2 separate regions of the Homo sapiens genome follow, and region 2 is linked to region 1. A link is a loop called in an ENCODE intact Hi-C map of the cell type or tissue named here. Cell type or tissue: spleen. All regions are shown on one strand. Links, peaks and the distances in the headings refer to the core of each region. The heading gives the core; the rest is flanking DNA. Region 1 has its middle 520 kb from the start of IZUMO3. Region 2 has its middle 460 kb from the start of IZUMO3.

Region 1 (10,522 bases), core at 1,728-9,727:
GCAGAAGCTCTTTAGTTTAATTAGATCCCATTTGTCACTTCTGGCTTTTGTTGCAATTGCTTTTGGTGTTTTAGTCATGAAGTCTTTGCCCATGCCTATGTCCTGAATGGTATTGCCTAGGTTTTCTTCTAGAGTTTTTATGGTTTTAGGTCTTATGCCTAAATTTTTAATCCATCTAGAGTTAATTTTTGTATAAGGTATAAGGAATGGGTCCAGTTTCGGTTTTCTGCATATGTCTAGCCAGTTTTCCCAGCACCATTTATTAACTAGGGAATCCTTTCCCCATTAATTGTTTTTGTCAGGTTTGTCAAAGATCAGATGGTTGTAGATGTGTGGTGTTATTTCTGAGGCCTCTGTTCTGTTCCATTGGCCTATATACCTGTTTTGGTACCACTATCATGCTGTTTTGGTTACTGTAGCCTTGTACTATAGTTTGAAGTCATGTAGCATGATGCCTCCAGCTTTGTTCCTTTTGCTTAGGATTGTCTTGGCTATATGGGCTCTTTTTTGGTTCCATATGAAATTTACAGTAGCTTTTTTCTAATTCTGTGAAAAAAGCCAATGGTAGCTTGATGGGGATTGCATTGAACTTATAAATTACTTTGGGCAGTATTGCCATTTTCATGATAATTATTCTTCCCATTCATGAGCATGGAATGTTTTTTCATTTGTTTGTGTCCTCTCTTATTTCCTTGAGCAGTGGTTTGTATTTCTCCTTGAAGAAGTTCTTCACATCCCTTTAAGTTGTATTCCTTGGTATTTTATTCCCTTTGTAGCAATTGTGAATGGAAGTTCACTCATGATTTGGCTCTCTGTTTGTCTATTATTGGTGTATAGGAATGCTTGTGATTTTTGCACATTAATTTTGTATCCTGAGACTTTGCTGAAATTGCTTATCACCTTAAAGAGTTTTGGGGCTGAAACAATGGGGTTTTCTATATATACAATCATGTCGTCTGCAGACAGAGATAATTTGACTTCCTCGCTTCCTAAATACCCTTTATTTTTTTCTCTTGCCTGATTGCCTTGGCCAGGACTTCCAATACTATGTTGAATAGGAGTGGTGAGAGTTGGCATCCTTTTCTTATGCCAGTTTTCAAAGGGAATGCTTCCAGCTTTTGCCCATTCAGTATGATATTAGCTGTGGGTTTGTCATAAATAACTTTTTTTATATGTTCCATCAATACCTAGTTTATTGAGTGTTTTTAGCATGAAGCGTTGTTGAATTTTATCGAAGGCCTTTTCTGCATCTGTTGAGAAAATCATGTGGTTTTTGTCATTGGTTCTGTTTATGTGATGGATTATGTTTATTGATTTATGTATGTTGAAACAGCCTTGCATCCCAGGGATGAAGCCGACTTGATTGTGGTGGGTAAGCTTTTTAATGTGCTGCTGGATTCAGTTTGCCAGTATTTCATTGAGGATTTTTGCATTGATGTTCATCGGGGATATTGGCCTGAAATTTTCTTTACTCTAGACCCTGTTGGCCTGGGTATCACCAGCAGAGGCTGCAGAACAGCAAAGATTGCTGCCTGCTCCTTCCTTTGGAAACTCATCACAGAGGGGCACCTGCCAGAAGCCAGCCGGAGATCTCCAGTATGAAGTGTCTGTCAACCCCTGTTGGGAGGTGTCTTCCCATCAGGAGGCATGGGGGTCAGTGACCCACTTAAGAAGGCAGTCTGTCCCTTATCTGAGCTTGAGCGCTGTGCTCAGAGATCTGCTGCTCCGTTCAGAGCCAGCAGGCAGAAACCTTTAAATCTGTTGAAGCTGCACCCACAGCCACCCTTTCACCCAGGTGCTCTGTCACAGGGAGATGAGAGTTTTATCTATAAGCCTCTGACTGGGGCTGCTGCCTTTCTTTCAGAGATGGCTTGCCCAGAGAGGAGGAATCTAGAGAGGCAGTCTGGCTACAGTGGCTCTGTGGCACTGAGGTGGGCTCTACCCAGTCAGAACTTCCAGGTGGCTTTGCATACGCTGTGAGGGGAAAACCGCCTACTCAAGCCTCGTAATGGTGGACACCCCTCCCTCCGCCAAGCTTGAGTGTCCCAGGTCAACTTCAGACTGCTGTGCTGGCAGCAAGAATTTCAAGCCAGTGGATCTTAGCTTGCTGGGCTCCTTGGGGGTGGGATCCGCTGAATAAGACCACTTGGCTCCCTGGCTTCAGCCCCCTTTCCAGGGGAGTGAACGGTTCTGTCTCACTGACGTTCCAGGCATCACTGGGGTGCCAAACAAACAAACAAACAAACAAACAAAAAACTCCTGCAGCTTGCTTGCTGTCTGCCCAAACACCTGCCCAATTTTGTGCTTGAAACCTAGGGCCCTTGTGGTGTAGGGACGAGGGGAAATCTCCTGGTCTGTGGGTTGCGAAGACCATGGGAAAAGCGTAGTATCTGGGCCCGATAGCACCGTCTCTCCCGGCAGAGTCCCTCAAGGCTTCCCTTGGCTAGGGGAGGGAGTTCCCCCACCCCTTGCACTTCCCAGGGGAGGCGACAGCCCACCCTGCTTCAGCTCGCCCTCCTGGGCTGCACCCACTGTCTAACCAGTCCCAGTGAGATAAACCAGGTACCTCAGTTGGAAATGCAGAAATAACCAGCCTTCTGTGTTGGTCTCACTGGGAGCCACAGAATGGAGCTGTTCCTATTCAGTCATTTTGCCTGGGAGCCATACATGGGATTATTTTTAAAACTGTATCTTCTCAATGTATAGATTGGCTTTTTACTTTCTTATATTTTCATTAACCGAAATTGTTTTAGTTTAGAATTATTGCTCAATCCTTCCCTTTATAGTTTGTGCTATTTGTTTCTCTTTAAAAAGGGTTTTCTGCCCTGAAATCACATTCTTCCTGATTTTCATTTAATTTTTAAACTATTTATTTTGAAATAATTATAAATTCATAGAAAGTTGCAAAGATAGTACCGAGAAGTCCCCAGTACCTTTCCCCTACTTCACCCAGTTTCCTCCATGGGTCACTTATTACACAACAACAATACAAGAACAACAGCTGGAAATCAGCAATAGTACACTGCATGTGAATATTCTGTTATTTTATCACATGTGTAAATTCATGGAACCACCAATAAAATCAAGATACAGGAATATTTTTTTACACCAAATCTCCCTCATGCTGCACCTTCATATTCACACCCACTTCCTTTCCCCTACCATCTTAACTCCAGGAAACCACTAATTTGTTCTCTATGTGTATAGTTGTGCCATATTGAGAATGCCATATAGACAGAATCTTATGGTATGTGAGATGACTCCAATTGTGTTTTTCCTCACTCAACATAAATCCATCGACTTTGTTGCATCTATCAATAATTTGTTCCTTTTTATTGCTGAGATATGTATCTGGCTATGAATGTAGCAATTTGTTTAACCATCACCAATTCTAGGGCAATTTGACTGTTTCCAGTATTTTTGATCATTAGAAATAAAACTGTGAATGATCATGTAGAAGTTTATGTTGAAAATATGTTTTTATTTCTATAAGTGCTAGGGAGTGTGACTGATTACTGGGTCCTATAGCAGGCATATGTCTAGTAATTTTTCTTTTACAAAACCCTTCATTTTAACTTCAGGGGTGCATGAGCAGATTTGTTACATAGGTAAATTTGTGTCATGTGGGTTTGTTGTCCAGGTTCTTTCATCACCCAGGTATTAAGCCTAGCACCAATTAGTTATTTTTCCTGATCTTCTCCCTCCTCTCACCCTCTGATAGGCCCCAGTTTGTGTTGTTCTCCTCTATGTGTCCATCTCTTCTACATGTCCATGGGATCTCATCGGTTAGCTCCCACTTATAAGTGAGAACCTGCAGTATTTGGTTTCATGCTCCTGCATTAGTTTGCTAAGGATAATGACCTCCAGCTCCATCCATGTCCCTGCAAAGGACATAGTATTATTCTTTTGTATAGCTGCATAGTACTCCGTGGTGTATATATACCATATTTTATTTATCCAGTCTGTCATTGATGGGCATTTAGGTTGATTCGATGTCTTTGCTATTGTGACTAGTGCTACAATGAACATACATGTGCATGTATCTTTATAATAGAATGATTGCTTTATATTCCTTTGGGTATATACCCAGTAATGGGATTGCTGTTGAAAGATATTTCTGTCTTTAGTTCTTTGAGGAATTGCTACACTGTGTTCCACAATGGATATTGAACTAATTTATACTCCCACCAACAGTGTATTAGCATCCCTTTTCCTCTGCAACCTAACGGGCATCTGCTATTTTTTGACTTTTTAATAATAGCCATTCTGACCAGTGTGAGATGGTATCTCATTGTGGTTTTGATTTGAATTTCTCTAATAATCAGTGATGTTGAGGTTTCTTTTTTATATATGTGATTGTTGGCTGCATGTATGTCTTCTTTTGAAAAGTGTCTGTTCATGTCCTTGGCCCACTTTTTTTTTATGGGGTTATTTTTTCTTGCAAATTTGTTTAAGTTCCTTATAGATTCTGGATATTAGAACTGTATAATGCAGAAATTTTCTCCCATTGTGTAAGTTGTCTGTGTACTCTGTTGATAATTTATTTTGCTGTGCAGAATCTCTTTAGTTTGATTAGATCCCATTTGTCAATTTTTGCTTTTGTTGCGATTGCTTTTGGCATCTTCATCATGAAATCTTTGCCCACACCTATGTCCAGAATGGTATTGCCTAGCCTATGTTGTCTTTCAGGGTTTTAATAGTTTTTGATTTTACATTTAAGTCTCAGTCTATCTTGAGTTAATTTTTCTATATGGTGTAAGGAACGGGTCCATTTTTAATCTCCTGCATATGGCTAGCCAGCTATCCCAGCACCATTTATTGAATAGAAGATCCTTTCCCCATTGCTTGTTTTTTTTTCAGGTTTGTCAAAGTTCAGATAGCTGTAGTTGTGTGATCTTATTTCTGGGTTCTCTATTGTGTTTCACTGGTCCATGTCCCTGATTATTGTTTTTAATTTTATTTATTTATTTATTTATTTATTTATTTATTTATTTATTACCAGAACCATGCTGTTTGGTTACTGTAGCCCTGTAGCATAGTTTGAAGTTGGGTAGCTTGATGCCTCCAGCTTTGTTCTTTTTGCTTAAGATTGCCTTGGCTATTTGGGCTCCCTTTCTGTTCTGTATGAATTTTAAAATAGTTTTTTGTAGTTCTGTTAAGAATGTCAGTGGTAGTTTTATAGGCATAGCATTGAATCTCTAAATTGCTTTGGGCAGTATGGCCATTTTAACAATACTGATTTTTCCTATCCATGAGTATGGAATGTTTTCCATTTGTTTGTGTCATCTCTGATTTTCTTGAGTAGTGTTTTGTAGTTCTCCTTGTAGAGATCTTTCACCTCCATAGTTACTTGTATTCCTAAGTATTTCATCTACTTTCTTAGGTTTATGCCTACATTCTTTGTATTTCCAGAGTGACTGCACCACTTCACATTCCTACTGGCAGTGCACCAGACTCAGTTTCTCCACATCTTTGACAGACTTTAATATTTTTTTCTATTTCCTTTTTAGATGTTCTGCTAATTTTGTGGAGATATTACATCATAATCTTAATTTGCATTTTTCTGAGGGCTATCGATTTGAACATTTTTTATATGCTTCTCATCTTTATATCTACCTCAATAAAATGTCTCTCTATATATTTTGCCATATAGATAGATAAATAAAATATATATGTGTATATTACATAAAAAATATACATTATATATTTACTGTTGAGTTTTGAGAGTTCTTTATATTTTGTAAATGCAAGTCCTTTGTCAGATATGTGATTTGCAAGTATTTCTTCCTATTCTGTAGGTTGTTTTTTAACCCTTTATTTACAGGTCATTTAACAGAGCAAAGTTATTAATTTTGATAAAGCTGAATTCATTATTTTTAAAAATTATTTTATAGTCCATGATTTGGTGCAATGTGTAAGAATTCTTGACTGAGCCTTAGCTCCCTAAGCTTACTTCTATGTCTTAGTGTCTTATGATTTATATAGAAATTTATGATCCATTTTGAGTTAATTAATATAGAAGGTATGAGGTTTACGCTGAGGTTCAATTTTTTTTTTTTTTTTTTTTTGCCTATGGATATCCAGTTGTTCCAGCACCGTTTTCTGAAAAGACTGTCCTTCTTTCATTAAATTGCTTTGCACTCTGTCAAGAATCAGTTAACTGTACTTGTGTGCAGTTATTTTTGGGTTCTCTATTCAGTTCTGTTTATTTTTTTGTCTATTCCTTGCCAATGGCAGATAGTTTTGATTACTATAGTTAGATAAAAAGCTTTATTGTTAAGTATAGTGATTCTTCTCACTTTGTTCTCTCTCTTTTTTTTTTTTTAAAGGGATTGTCAGTTATTCTTGGGCTTGTGCCTTTCCCTATACATTCAATAATAAGTGTATCTATGTCTTTAAAATGTTGCTCGTATGTTGATAGGAATTCGATTGAATAGGAAATCTGTAAATAAATTCGGGGAGAGTTGATATCTTTACAATCTGAATTCTTCCAGTCTGTGAGTACTATCTGTATTATAGCATTCTCACACTGCTTTAAAGACTTACAAGAGCCTGGGTAATTTATTAGCAAAAAAAAAAAAAAAAAATGAAGAGAGAAATTTAATCAGTTCTGCAGATTGTACAGGCTTCTGCTTCTCGGAGGCCTCAGGAGACTTACAATCATGGCAGAAGGTGAAGAGAAAGCAGGCAAATCTTCAAAAGGGCAGCAGGAGAGAGAGAGAGAACGAGCAAAAGAGAGAGAGTGAAGGAGGAAGTGCTATACATTTTCAAACAATCAGATCTCTTGTGATGACTTTATCATGAGAAGGCACTAGGGATATGTTGCTAAACCAATAGAAACCACCCCCTTGATTCAATCACTTCCCATCAGACCTCTCCTCCAACACCAGGGATTGCAAATCCACATGAGATTTGGGTGAGACACAAGGACAAACCCATATCACCATCCTTTCATAATTTTTCTCAAACTTTCTTACATAATTTTCTATGCCTTTTCCTTAGTATTTCATTCTTTCTCTGGTGATGTGCCATAAAAATCCATACCCATGAAATTTTCATGTATGAGTCAGTTTATTGGAAGAATCTATATCCTGTTTCCTCGTTTAATTTGTATACCTCTGCTTCACTGCCACTAGCTTTTTATTATGTTTCGGTATCTGGAAGGGTAAATTCCTGATCTTCTTTTACTACAAAATAACCTTTACTAATCTGCTTATAAAGTTGTCATCAAGTTATTGATTTCTATGAAATTAAATATTGGGATTATATGGAATTTATAGGTTAATTTTTTTTTTTTTTTTGAGACAGAGTCTCATTCTGTTGCCAGGCTGGAGTGCAGTGGCACAATCTCGGCTCACTGCAACCTCCACCTCCTAGGTTCAAGTGATTCTCCTGCCTCAGCCTCCTGAGTAGCTGGGACTACAGTTCACGCGCCCCCATGCCCAGCTAATTTTTGTATTTTTAGTAGAGACGGGGTTTCAACCGTGTTGGCCAGGATGGTCTCGATCTCTTGACCTTGTGATCTGCCTGCCTCAGCCTCCCAAAGTGCTGGGATTACAGGCGTGAGCCACCACACCAGGCCAACAGGTTATTTTTTTAAAAAGTTAGCATATTTAGGGCAAAGAGGCTTTCTAACCATAGACAGATATATTTCTCTGACTATGAAGTATTAAAATCCTTCAATAAGGTTTTATTATCTTCACTTACTTTGTTAGATTTTTGCTTAGGTTCTTTGTATCTCATGTACTATTGCAAACGTCATTATTTTACATTACATTTCCTAACTCTCTGATGCTGGTATTGAAAAGCATGCTTCATATTCAGGTGTTGATCTTGTACTTAATGATACTTAGCAATTATCTTTTATTCTATTTGACACATTATAAAGCTATAAGTCTAAAGGAGAATGAGATATAGAGTGTCTAGAGTTGACTACCAGATCACCAAGAATAAATTTGTCTACCTTCCCAAATATGAGGATCATATTAAGTGTATTTTGTATGCTCCTTTTACCTATAACTTTATTCTATTTTTACTGTTACATTTCACATAACCCCAACTTTATAAGACTAGCTAATAATTATTGAGCTCCTTTTACATGACCTAAGAAATTAAGCAAATTGCCAAAGACTACATAGCTAGTAGATGGCAAAGCCAATGATAGAATCCAAAAATTTATCTTCAGTGCTTGTGCTTTTAATTACTGTTGTGTACTAGCACAATAATTTTTCTCCTTTTAGTATGGTGTTAGGAGAAATTAGAAACAATGGTATATATTTACATAACAGTCAATGCAAGATACGTCTCCAAAATACCACTATTCCTGTAGGTAACTTTTGCACCAGATAATTTATTTTCTGAAGTTTTTCATTACTTTACTACCATGATAAGAAAACACAAGGAAAAGGAACTCTAGTCAGATCCTTCATTACCAGTTTACCTCTAGTTGTTTTAGTAAAATTTTTTTCTTGTCATGTAGGTCTCACCTATTCCCATTAAGGCTATTCCATGCCCCATCAGCCCTCGCTAAGCCCCATTACAAACTTTATCTTTTTGTGAATAAACTTTTGAGGAAACACTAATGACAAGCATCAACTCTTTTCCAGGGTTCTATATAAATCTTTTTTATAAAAGAGACTTTTCTAGCATGATCTGAGTACTAAATAATACTTTTCTTCCCCAATTGAAGACATGGATGATAGATTTCTAGCAGAAGGAAGACCAGAACGTCCTGATATTATAAGGGAAACATACATAGTCATGATATAGATACTGCTGTTATGATGATGAGATAATGTGGAGTGAAAGAGAAATAACTTAAGTAAAATTATGAAATAGGTATAAAAACTGCTGACACATATTGTATATCTATTTTTTTTTTTTTTTTTGAGACGGAGTCTCGCTCTGTTGCCCAGGCTGGAGTGCAGTGGTGCGATCTTGGCTCACTGCAAGCTCCGCCTGCCGGGTTCACGCCATTCTCCTGCCTCAGCCTCCCGAGTAGCTGGGACTACAGGCGCCCGCCACCACGCCTGGCTAATTTTTTATATTTTTAATAGAGACGGGGTTTCACCGTGTTAGCCAGGATGGTCTCGATTTCCTGACCTCGTGATCCGCCTGCCTTTAAAAGGATCCTGCATAAACAAGCTAACTTAATTTTTACGTCTCTATGAAATGGGAGATATTATTATTTCCACTTACAGATGAAGAAACAGAAAGGCCCAAGATTGCATAGTTAGTAAGGTGCGCAGTCAGGATGCCATCTTAGGCAGGCTGTCCCCAGAGACCAAAGTTTACAGTATCAAACAGCACATTTCTAACACTGGTTGGGCATTAGCTGGCCTAAAATTGTAAGGGAGAACTGCTCCTCTTCATCCCAGGGCATCTATGTATAGTTCTCCATGTAAAAGGTAACTATTATGAATCAGTTTCTGAAGGTCAGAGTCTTCTTTGCATTGTTTTGGTTTGCTTCGGTTTGTTCTCCATCCAAAACATTGTACCAGATAGCATGTTTCTATCCATCAACCGTGTCATGGGCATTTTATTTTATCCAGTTTCAGTTGTTCCGAATAATTATTTACTTTGAGTGTTCCCCAAAGCCTTCAGTAAACTTAAAACCCAGAATGTAGACTCTATTTTAAATCAAACATTTACTTCCAAATCTAGTGAAAATCTAATAATCCCCTAATGTGTGATATAGTAACAAAGTCATAGAAATTCTAACTTATTTATGTATATTTTAATTGCCTATAACCAGGTTATCCTTTTCATTTGCATTATACCTTTAATTTTACGGGATAGGTGACCAATTAAAATTAAAAAACAGAATTGAAAGATTGAATAAATTTATACCTAGTAAGTGACAAAACTGGGATGTGAACACAGTTCTCATTTTCAGTTATTAACTATGACTAATTCTGATGGCATATTTTTCAATATGACAAGGTGATGTATTTGTGGTTAATACTTCAGTCAGTAGGGAATACAACATATGTGTCCAGGTAGATGTGTGGCACGTTTAGTTTCTTCATGGATAACTCTGCCACACACATTGAAATTTGAGCACAGTAAAGACTTGTGATGATTATTTGTTGTGTCAACTTGGCTAGGCCAAGGAATTCCCAGCTATCTAGTAAAGCACACTATTTCTTTATGTTTCTGTGAGGGTGTTCCTGAAAGGTATTAACAGTTTTATATTCATATATATATGTATATAATTCATATATATGTATATACTCTCCATATATATTTTTATATATCCATATATTTATCCATTTATCCATATATTTTATATATCCATATATTTATATATTTTTATATATTATATATCCATATATTTATAAAAATATAAATATATATTTATATATCTATATATATAACATATGTGATATAAAGATATTTATATAAATATATAATATATTAATATAAATATATATTTATAAAAATATACTATCTTTGTATAAATATATAATATATTAATATAAATATATATTTATATAAATATAATATATTATATATTATATTA
Region 2 (10,522 bases), core at 1,302-9,301, 60 kb before region 1:
CAAATACAAATAACATATGGCAATATGTAATAATTTTAGGGTAACAATAAGCTTGTCCTTACCATTCTACCATTTCTGCCGTTAATTGCTGTTGTAGAAATCTGAGCATAGCAGGTGCTGTTGGAAGTGTGACTCTTGATGAATGTGCACACACCAGCTGATGCCGAAAACCACGTGCCTTCTGCATGTGAACACCTTGTGAAAATGCCTTTTGCTTCGTTTCAGGCCTTTAGGGAAGTGAGGGACATTTTTTTGCCCGAATATGTTTAGGAAGTATTTCTAAATGTAATAAAACTGTTATTCCCAATGTTAATTTTAAATGCTTTTAATTGCATACAAATTATAGTAAAAGAGCTTTACTTTTTAACCCCATTGATGCCTGCTGTATTTGGGCGGACAAGAGCAGGTACTAGTCTCAAAAGTTGTCATCTTAGATATTTCAGATAGATTAGAAGGCCTTCTGGGCAGGAAAGACAGACAGTCTAGAAGTTGTGAAAGAGTAGCAGAATGTGTCTGCAAATAGCAATTAAAGAAATAGTTGAGGGGACATGGATGAGAATAGATATTGTAAGTGTTCTGGTTCTTAAAGAAAATTTGCCATTTCAATTAGGGCAGACTTAGCTCCAAAACTCTGGATATGTTTTTTTGAAGTTTATGAAAGAGATTGAGACGATTTTACCCATCAGCCCTCATTCTCCATATAAGAAAATATTCTCTGCATAAATCAAAGAAGGTTTGGCAATGTTTTTCCTTTTTGGTATGAGAAATGGGACTCACATGTCACATAGACACCAGAAGGATAGCAAATTTCATCTGGCTGTCAAAATTTACTTTTGTTATTAACAAAGAGGCCTCCTGTCCACCAAGGAGACCTCATTTGTAGATTTGGCAAAGTATGGCACAATCTGTGCTTTAAAAACATAGAATTTAAAAAAGAACTAAAAATAATTAGTTACCAACATCTAAAAGTCAGTGGCATTTATTTAAAAAAATAGTGATATCTGACTTCCCTTAAAACATTAGACAGATTATCAAGACTTAGCTTTTATTGCTACATGGTATTATATCCAAATCTTTCTGATTTCTTATTGTGTTCTCGATATCAAAGCACTTTGGTCAGTTCCTACTTATCATATTTCCACTGTTGTGCTCTATTGGAGAACTTAGAAGAAAATAAAGTATATTTTGGACCCATGCATTACTAAATGTTGAAAAATTAAAGATGGACCATGAAGGCTGTAATTTCTATTTGTTGTGGTAGTTAATTTTGTGACTTTTGTGAACATTCATTATTGTGTGTATAAGATATATATAATGAATATACATTATATTCCTCATGAGGGCTCGAATTGCTTCTTATTTTTTATTTCTGCTCTTCCAATTTTGTTCTAGTGCTGAGTATAAATCAGACACAGGTAGAAAACGTGTGTTGAGTAAATACATAGTAACTTTGCAAATAGAAAAGAGGGTGAATGATCTCAAGGGAGGCGTCACCTGGGGTGTAGTAAAATGTTTTGTAATGACTACAAATTGATTCAGCTAGAAATTAAATAGATCTCTTTGGAATAATACAGTCAATCCTTGCACAATACTGGGGTTAGGGACACTTACCCTTGCACAGTAGAAAATCTGTGTACATCTTTTGACTCCCCAAAAATTTAACTGCTAATAGCCTACTTGATCGGAAGGCTTACTGATAACATAAATAACACATATTTTATATCTTGCATGTATTATATAATGTATTCTTACAATAAAGTAAGAGAGAAAAGAAATAGGGAAAAGAAAATGTTCTTTAAAAAATTGTGAGAAAAAATCATATATTTACTATTCATTAAGCAGAGTGGATCATCATAAAGGTCTTCATCCTTGTTATCTTCACCTTGACTAGGCTGAGAATGAGGAGGAACAGGAGGGGTAGCCTTGTGGTCTCAGCGGTGTCACAGGCAGAAGAAAATACCCATATTAGTGGACCTGCACAGTTCAAATCCATGTTGCTTGAGGGTCAACTGTTCCGGCAGAACATTAACACATTTAACATTTTTCCTTTATCATAGTTTCTATCACTAATCTTTCATGTGGCAAACCATTTCTTTAGAAAAAAAGGACAATGCTCTCAAGTAGCCTTTACAGTGTGAAGCTGGGTAGAAATTAAACATGGTGATTAATAACAATTTAGCCCATGGTAACAGACCCCAGGAACACGGTAGAGCAAGATTAGTAGGAGACACTAAATCAATTAAGAATTCTAGAGTCCAGAAAGGAAGAAAATATATTGGAAAATAGGATTTATAGTTCCTTTCCAGGAGGCAAGATCCAGGAACAGTTTTAAGGTTTAATTCTGTGTTTTGTTTGGTTTTGTTCATCTAGGGTTGCTTGAACGCACATGTATGAAACCAAAATCTTAAAGATACTAATCTGCACTTAATTTAGGAAATTGAATGTGAATGCATTTAAGTTATGATTTCTAATAATATGCCTTGATTAGACTTGTACAGAAAGCATGTTTCCTTGACTGGATTTATGGAAAACACTGATTTCTATTATTATAGTAGAATATACTCTGTTTTGACCAGGTACACAATATTAAATATTTCAGATAGTGATGGTCTACCAGTAACCAATATTACTCATATTACAGCAATTTATACTTCTTTTGATTATAATGAACGACTTCTGCTTGTATCTGCAAATATGTAGGAAATATCTTATGAAATGTGTTCTCGTCATTTATATTTTATTTAACAATATTTACATTGATTTCAGAAAAAAGTTTCAACATTATTTTGATAAATTCTTGTTAAGTAGAAGAACTTCTACACTAATGCATAAGGATATACATGCTACTTTTCAAGATTCACAACTAATAATGAGCTTGTTTTCAGATTCATGGGAATGACATGAAATGAACTTCCTGAATACCTTTGTTAATTTTCTGCCTCAGTGATCTGCCCAATACTATGAGTGAAATGTGGAGGTCTCCCACTATTAATGCATGGGAGTCTAAGTCTCTTTGAAGGTCTCTAATAACTTGATTTATGAATCTGGGTGCTCCTGTGTGGGGTGCATATATATTTAGGATAGTTACGTCTTCTTGTTGAATTGAAGCTTTTTCCAATATGTCATGCCCTTCTTTCTCTTTTCTGATCTTTTTTTGGTTTAAAATCTATTTTGTCTGAAATTAGGATTACATCTCCTGCTTTTTTCTGCTCTCCACTTGCTTGGTAGAGTGTTCTCCATCCCTATATTTTGAACCTACGTGTGTCATTGTATGCTAGATGTGTCTTTGAAGACAGCATACCAATGCGTCTTGGTTCTTTATCCAGATTGCCACTCTATACTTTTTAATTGGGGCATTTAGCCCATTTCCATTCAAGGTTAGTATGATATGTGTGGATTTGATCCTGTCACCATGATGTTAGCTTGTTTGTATGGTTTCTTTATAGTGTCACTGATCTGTGTCCTTAGGTGTGTTTTTGTAGTGGCTGGTAATGGTCTTTTCTTTCCATGTTTAGGGTTTTCTTCAGGAGCTCTTGTATGGTGGGTCTGTTTGTAATGAATTCCCTCAGCATTTACTTGTCTGAAAAGGATCTTATTTATCCTTCACTTATGAAGCTTAGTCTAACCAGATATGAAATTCTTGGTTGGAATTTTTTCTTTAATAACGTCGAATGTTGAATATTGGCCCCCAATTTATTCTGGCTTGTAAGGTTTCTGCTGAGAGGTCTGTTGTTAGTCTGATAGGCTTCCCTTTGTAAGTGACCTAACCTTTCTCTCTAGCTGCCTTTAACATTTCTTTCTTTCATTTTGTCCTTGGAGAATCTGATAATTATATGTCTTTGAGATGATCTTGTGAAGTATATTACTGTGGTTCTCTGCATTTCCTAAATTTGAATGATGGCCTCTCTAGCTAGGTTGGGGAAGTTTTCATGGATGATATCGTGAAATATATATTCCAAGTTACTTCCATTCTTCCCATCTCCTTCAGGGACACCACTGAGTTGTAAATTTCGTTTCTTTACGTAATACAATATGCCTGAGAGGTTTTGTTTCTTCCCTTTTGTTCTTTTTTTCTTGATTCTTTTCTGACTGTCTCATATTAAAAAACCAGCCTTCAAGCTCTGAGACTCTTTACTCAGCTTTGTCTGTAATACCTGTGATTGCATTATGAAATTCTTGTGTGCCTTTCAGCTCTAATCAGGTCTGTTATGTTATTTTCTATACTAGCTAATTTTTCTGTGAGCTCCTGTATGATTTTACTGTGATTCTTAGCTTCCTTGGATTGAGTTTCAACATACTCTTGCATTTTAATGATCTTCATTTCTATCCAGATTTGAATTCTATTTCTGTCATTTCAGCCATCTCAGCCTGGTTCAGAGCCCTTGCTGGAGAGCTAGTACAGTAATTTGGAGGAAATAAGCCATGCTGGCTATTAGAGTTGTCAGTGTTCCTGCATTGGTTCTTTTTCATCTTTGTGGGCTGATGTTTCTTCAATCGTTGAAGTTGGTGTCCTTAGGATTCTTTTTTTTCTTTTCTGCTTGATGAACTCGAGGGTTTGATTGTGGTTGTGGTATAAGGTTGGTTCAGTTAACTGGCTTTATTTCTGGAAGATTTTAGAGGGCCAAGGCTCAGCTCCCAACTCCTAGACTATGTGCTCTAACACTGTGGAACTAGTAACCGGAGGGATCTTGTTCTCTGGCTCTTTGAGGTTAGGAATCCACTGTGCGGAGGTTCCTAGACCAAAGGCAGCAGCAGCACAGGGATATGCACGCGCCTCAGCTGCAGCTGAGGCAGAGGGTGGCGGGGGAGGGGACTAGAGCCCCCTGCTGGTGACTATGTGTGTGGTCACTCTGGTGGTTGTGTTAGCACGGGGGTGGGGCGCTGGCGGGCACAGGTCTGTGTGTGCCCTCTGCTCTGTGTAGGGGAAGGTCCATTGTTTTCCATGCCTAGTTTTCACTCCATAAGCAGTGCTGGCTCGGGCTGGACGCTGGTGGGGTGGGGTTGGTGGGCTCTTTGCCAGGCGAGGCTCCTACTACAATGGCTTTATGATGTGTGCTGGGGGTGGGATGGAATGCACTCACTCCAGCAGCAGTGGCAGGACAGGGTACACACCTACATGGCGTTGGTGAGGCAGGGAAAACAATATCCATCTGCAGGTACACCCACCCCAAAAGTGATGTGAGCAGTGGCTGTGGGCCTGGAAGGAAGCTGCAGTGGGGGAACGAAGCAAGCAGACTGGTGCCTGTCCCTGGGGTCTGTTAAGCTGGAGCTCTCTGCCAGTCAGGCATGGTAAGCTAGAGTGTAGGAACTATGATGTGGACCCCCAGAGCACCCGAGGCTGCACTGCAAGGGAGTCCCAGGAGAGTTCATTAGGCCAAGGGGAGTTTAGGTCGAATGGCCCAGTGCAATGGACAAGAGCACCTGCAGAGTTCAGGTCACACTGTTCCCCTAAAACTAAAGTCTCCTATGGGAGCAAGTTGAGCCTAGGGGCATGGGTGTCCTTGGCCATGCTTCACTACAGACGGTCCTTCAATGAACCCTCTGGGCTCCACAGTTACAGGAGTACTGCCCCTACCACTTCTCTAATCAGCTCTTTCTGTCTGTGGTGGTTGAGGGGTCTCCTCCTGCCAGGGTTCCAGAGACTTGTAGCTGGAGCAGGTTGCTCCTTGCTAGTTCAACTAACCCATTTCCCTGAAGCTGTTGGGAGCCAGAAAGGAATCCTTGGGCATGGTAATCCTGTGCAGAATTTTCAGCTTCTTCCCCCTTCAGCCCAGCTTCTGTATCTTCCCTCTGTTCATTCTCAGTGCCTTTCTCTCTCAAATCTATCCGCTGCAAAATCCCTTCACTAAAAGCTATACGAATGCAATAGTCCAGCATTACATTACCTCTTACTTACTTCAAGTGTAATTGCTTCTTAACTAGCTGGTCTTGCTGTTTACTCATTTCTAGTACATCAATTTTAGATTAGTGTCCTTGAAATTTAAGGTCTGCCTATAATGAAATAGAAGATCATGTGATGTATAAAGATCAAAATTATTTAAAGACAAGAAGGTGTTCAATGAATGTGAGTTTGATGTGGATTAAAATGGCAAATAAGGGAGTAAGGAAAAGGGATTGGGGAGGGGGTTAAGGTAACTGATTCAAAAGTAAAGTTGTCTAATAAGTTGTTTGTCTATATTAACTAGAAAATAAGTGAATATTATCAGCCATAAATAAATACACACACAGATACACAAACACACACACTCAAACAGAACCTTAGAGGGTGATAGTAAAGGGAGTGTCTCAAAGTTTCACAGGGAGTCGGTGAACAAATAAAACAATACAAATATTTTATATAAGGGCTTCCAGAGCCTTGGATTGTCAATGAAGAAAATATATTATCTAAGATGAAGATCTCTAGGGACTCCTTGTATTGAATGTTCACGGTACACAGTAGTTGCTCCACCATTACAACAATCTTAGCAGAGCAAACAGAAGGGTAAAAATAGAATAATGAATAGGTGGGAAGATAAATTGGGAAAAAAACAAAAAAAAAATGAAGACTGGTTGTTTTGTATGCAGGGATTTATTGTTTAAAGATTATGCATAAAGTCAACAGAAATGAAAGAAAAGTAAGACTGTAAGATGGGCTAGAAGGACTCCATACTCTCAGGGAGAAAGACAGTGTCACCTGGACAAAATCAGCTTCAAAGTTTTCACCCTCCTGTGCAGGTCCTTAAGTTATTCAGTTTCATGGTGACATGCATATAGTGAGTGCTCACATTGTTTAAGTGAGAAAATAAATAAATGACTATAGATGGGTAAATGGACAAGTTCTTCACTGTTTTAGTGAGGCACTATTGCTTATGCCTCCATTCACTGAGCCCAAGATCTAACTTTCTGCTCCGTAGAGTGGGAAAAATAAATGAATTTCTCAAAGGAAAGTTTTCTATAATACGCTTGTTAAGAAATGTAAGGCCATTATCATAAAGTGAAGACCATCAAAAATACATAAATTTAAGACTAGCAGAGAAAAATATTGAAGTGTTTGAAGAAATATTAGATGAAATGACACTTGCACAGTGCCTACATAAATTTAAATCGTTTGTCATAGGATTCAGATGTTAGAACATATATTTTTAAAATGTTTTCTTTTTACAATATTATATGTCTATTATTCTAATCATGGATATTAAAAAGTGATGTTAGCATATCTATTTTAATCTGAATTAATTTATGGCATTCTTAACATAAAGTTCCAAGTGAAATTCAAAAGCATCATTCTCTTTCGAGAAGAGATACATTGACATTCTAAATTTTCAGACATGTTATTATATGAATTTACCTATATAAAATTAGAGTATTGAACAATTACAAATTGAATATTAAATAAAAATATCATGTGGGATTTTCAGGTAAGGTAGAAATAACCTTTTTTGGTTAATTTATCAAGATATAGCTATAAATTTTCTCCAATCCATTGTCCACGTATAAGCCTATTACAATGAGACAGAATTCTCTTTGTTTAGAATTTTTAAGTCTTTGGAATGGAATTGGTGATGGCATATCTTCGGAGAGCTTTGAAAAGATACTCTGATTTCTTAAATGCCCTTCTACTTCTGCTTTTGTTTATACTAACACCACCTATCTTCAAAACCAACTGAAGATTCACCTCTTCATAAACCTTCCCTTACACAATAGGCCTGTTAAAGTTAATAACCATTTCATTGTGGTTTCATTATGATTCCTCTGCAAATATCTTCCATTAACGGTGTGTACAATCCTTGGGATTTTGATAGGGATTTCATTAAATCTATAGATTGCATTGAGTAGTATGGTCTTTTCAACAATATTAAAATTTTTAATCCATGAACACAGGATGCATTTCAATTTATTTGTTTCCACTTTAATCCATCAATACTTTGTAGCTTTCAGTACACAAGTTTTTACCTCCTTAGTTAATTTTATTCCTAGGTATTTTACTCTTTTTGGTATTATTGGAAATGATGTTGTTTTTCAAATTTCCTTTTCAGATAGTTCATTGTTGATTAAGAAATGCAACTGATTTCTGTATGATAATTTTGTATCCTGCAACTTCACTGAATTCATCTATTAGTTCTAACAGTATTTGGGTGGTTTCTATATATATGAGCATGTCATCCGCAAAAATGGATAATTTTATTTCTTACTTTCTGATTTAGATGCTATGTATTTCTTTCTCTTGCCCTATTGCTCTGACTAGGCGTTCCAGTACTATATGGACTAGAAGTGATGAGAGTGAGCATTTTTACCTCATTCCTGGAAAATTTTACAGAAATAGAAAAAACAATTCTAAAATTCACATTGAACTGCAAAAAACCACAAATAGCCAAATCAATCTTGATAAAGAATAACAAAGCTGACTGTATTACATTTTTATTTTAAAATATCTTACAAAGCTACAATAACCAAAATACATACGGACAGATATATGGACCAGTGAAACAAATTAGTAAGCCCAGAAGGAAACCCACATACATATGGTAAAGTTATTTTCAGTAAGGTTATCAATATTATACAATAGGGAAAGAGTTCAACAAATGATGTAGGCAAATTAGATATCAATATACAAAAGGATGAACTTGGAGCCTCATCTTACTTCATATACAAATCCACTCAAAATGGACTGAAAACACTTAGATGCTAAAACCCCAAACTGTAAAATATTTACAAGAGAATATAAGGGAAATGCTTCATGACATAGGTCTTGGCAGTGATTTTATGCACATGATAACAAAAGCACAGACAATAAAAACAAACAAGGGACTATATCATACTAAAAGTATCTGTACAGCGAAGAATATAACAAAGTGAATAGATAACCTGAAGAATTGCAAAATTACTTGATAACCAAACATCTGATAAATAAGAGGTTAATTTCCAAAGTATATAACTTCTACAACTCAGTATTTTTAAAAGAACACTAATATAATTAAAAATGGGCTACGGACTTCAATTGATATTCCTCCAAAGAAGATATACAAATGACCAACCTGTATGTGAAAAACTGCTTAACAGTAATCATCAGGGAAATGCAAGTCAAAATCTAAATGAGGTATCACTTCACACCTGTCAGGATACCTATTTTTAAAAATAAAAGACAAGAATTAGTGAGAATGCAGAAAAAACTGAAACTCTTGCATAGTATTGGGTGAGAATGCAAAATGCTGTAGCTGCTATGGAAAACAGAATGTGCTTCCTCAAAAAGTTAAAAATAGAACTACTATATGATGTGGCAATCCTACTGTTAGGTATATATCCAAAAGAATTGGGTCGGGCGTGGTGGCTCACGCCTGTAATCCCAGCACTTTGGGAGGCCGAAGCGAGCGAATCACCTGAGGTCAGCAGTTCGAGACCAGCCTGACCAACATAGAGAAACCTCATCTCTACTAAAAATACAAAATTAGCTGGGCATGGTGGCGCATGGCTGTAGTCCCAGCTACTCGTGAGGCTGAAGCAGAAGAATCGCTTGAACCCGGGAGGCACAGGTTGTGGTTAGCCAAGATCGCACCATTGCACTCCAGCCTGGGCAACAAGAGTGAAACTCTATCTCAAAAATAAATAAATAAATAAATAAATAATAAATAAATAAATTAAATTAAAAAGAAAGAATTGAAATCAGATCTTGAAGAGATACATTACTCTGATGTCATTGCAGGATTATGCACACTAGCCATGATGTGGAAACAACCTAAATGTCCATCAAAAGATGAATGAATAAAATGTGGGATACACATACAAGCAAATACTATTCAGTTTTTAAAAAAGAAGGGATTTTTGCAATATGTGACAGAATACATGAATCTTGAGGACATTATACTAAGTGAAATGGGCCATTTAACAGAAAGACAAATATTGCATGATTCTGCTTATATAAGGTATCTAAAATGTCAAATTTGTGGAATCAAGAGTGGAATGTTGGCTATAGGGTCAATGATGGGGAGACTGATATTTGGGAGAAAGTAAATAGTCACCAATGAATGGGTGTAAAGTTCTGTTAAGCAAGATAAATATGCCCTACAAATCTGCTATACAATGTTGTACATATAGTCTACAATAATGTATTGTACACCTTAAGATTTGTTAAGAGGGTGGGTATCATGTAAACTGTCCTTACCATGTGTGGTCATTCCTCAGTTTTTTTTCCTTGAGAATGGAAGCATTCATTCCTCAGGTGCCCACAAGAATTTCCCCTGGAATCAGATGAAGTCTCAATTGCACCTGCATTATAATTAAAAAATCTCTCTCTGACCAGTCCTGCTCTGCTCATTCCAGTATAAGAATTAATTAGTAAAGCACTCCCCAATAAAGTTTCTGCATGAAAAGGTCATAGTTTCAGAGTCTGTTTTCTGAGGAGCCTAATCCTAGATAGCTCCCTTTAAAACCAAAGCATCCAATAATCTTAGACAGCTGACAGAATGAGAAAGAGGTCTATTGTTTATCTAGACATTGTGATAAGTGATTTACCCACTTCATTTTCCCCATTACTCTTAATAAATCT

The links. Hi-C counts contacts between places; a loop is a spot of excess contacts. Peaks named below come from ENCODE experiments on the same cell type or tissue, not always from the same donor. Only the 100,000 strongest peaks of a DNase experiment are listed, where the experiment ranks them.
Region 2: a loop joins it to region 1, with 5 times the contacts of the local background. A loop is called at or near these places in 5 of 110 quality-filtered maps.

What each region holds. Positions count from the first base shown.
Region 1 is chr9:25,059,133-25,069,654 of GRCh38, forward strand. No RefSeq gene overlaps it. Among named protein-coding and RNA genes, the nearest start is that of IZUMO3, 520 kb to the left of the region's middle. In spleen, for the core only: no CTCF peak of the experiment used is centred there; no DNase peak of the experiment used is centred there.
Region 2 is chr9:24,999,072-25,009,593 of GRCh38, forward strand. No RefSeq gene overlaps it. Among named protein-coding and RNA genes, the nearest start is that of IZUMO3, 460 kb to the left of the region's middle. In spleen, for the core only: no CTCF peak of the experiment used is centred there; a DNase peak (open chromatin) is centred at 4,845.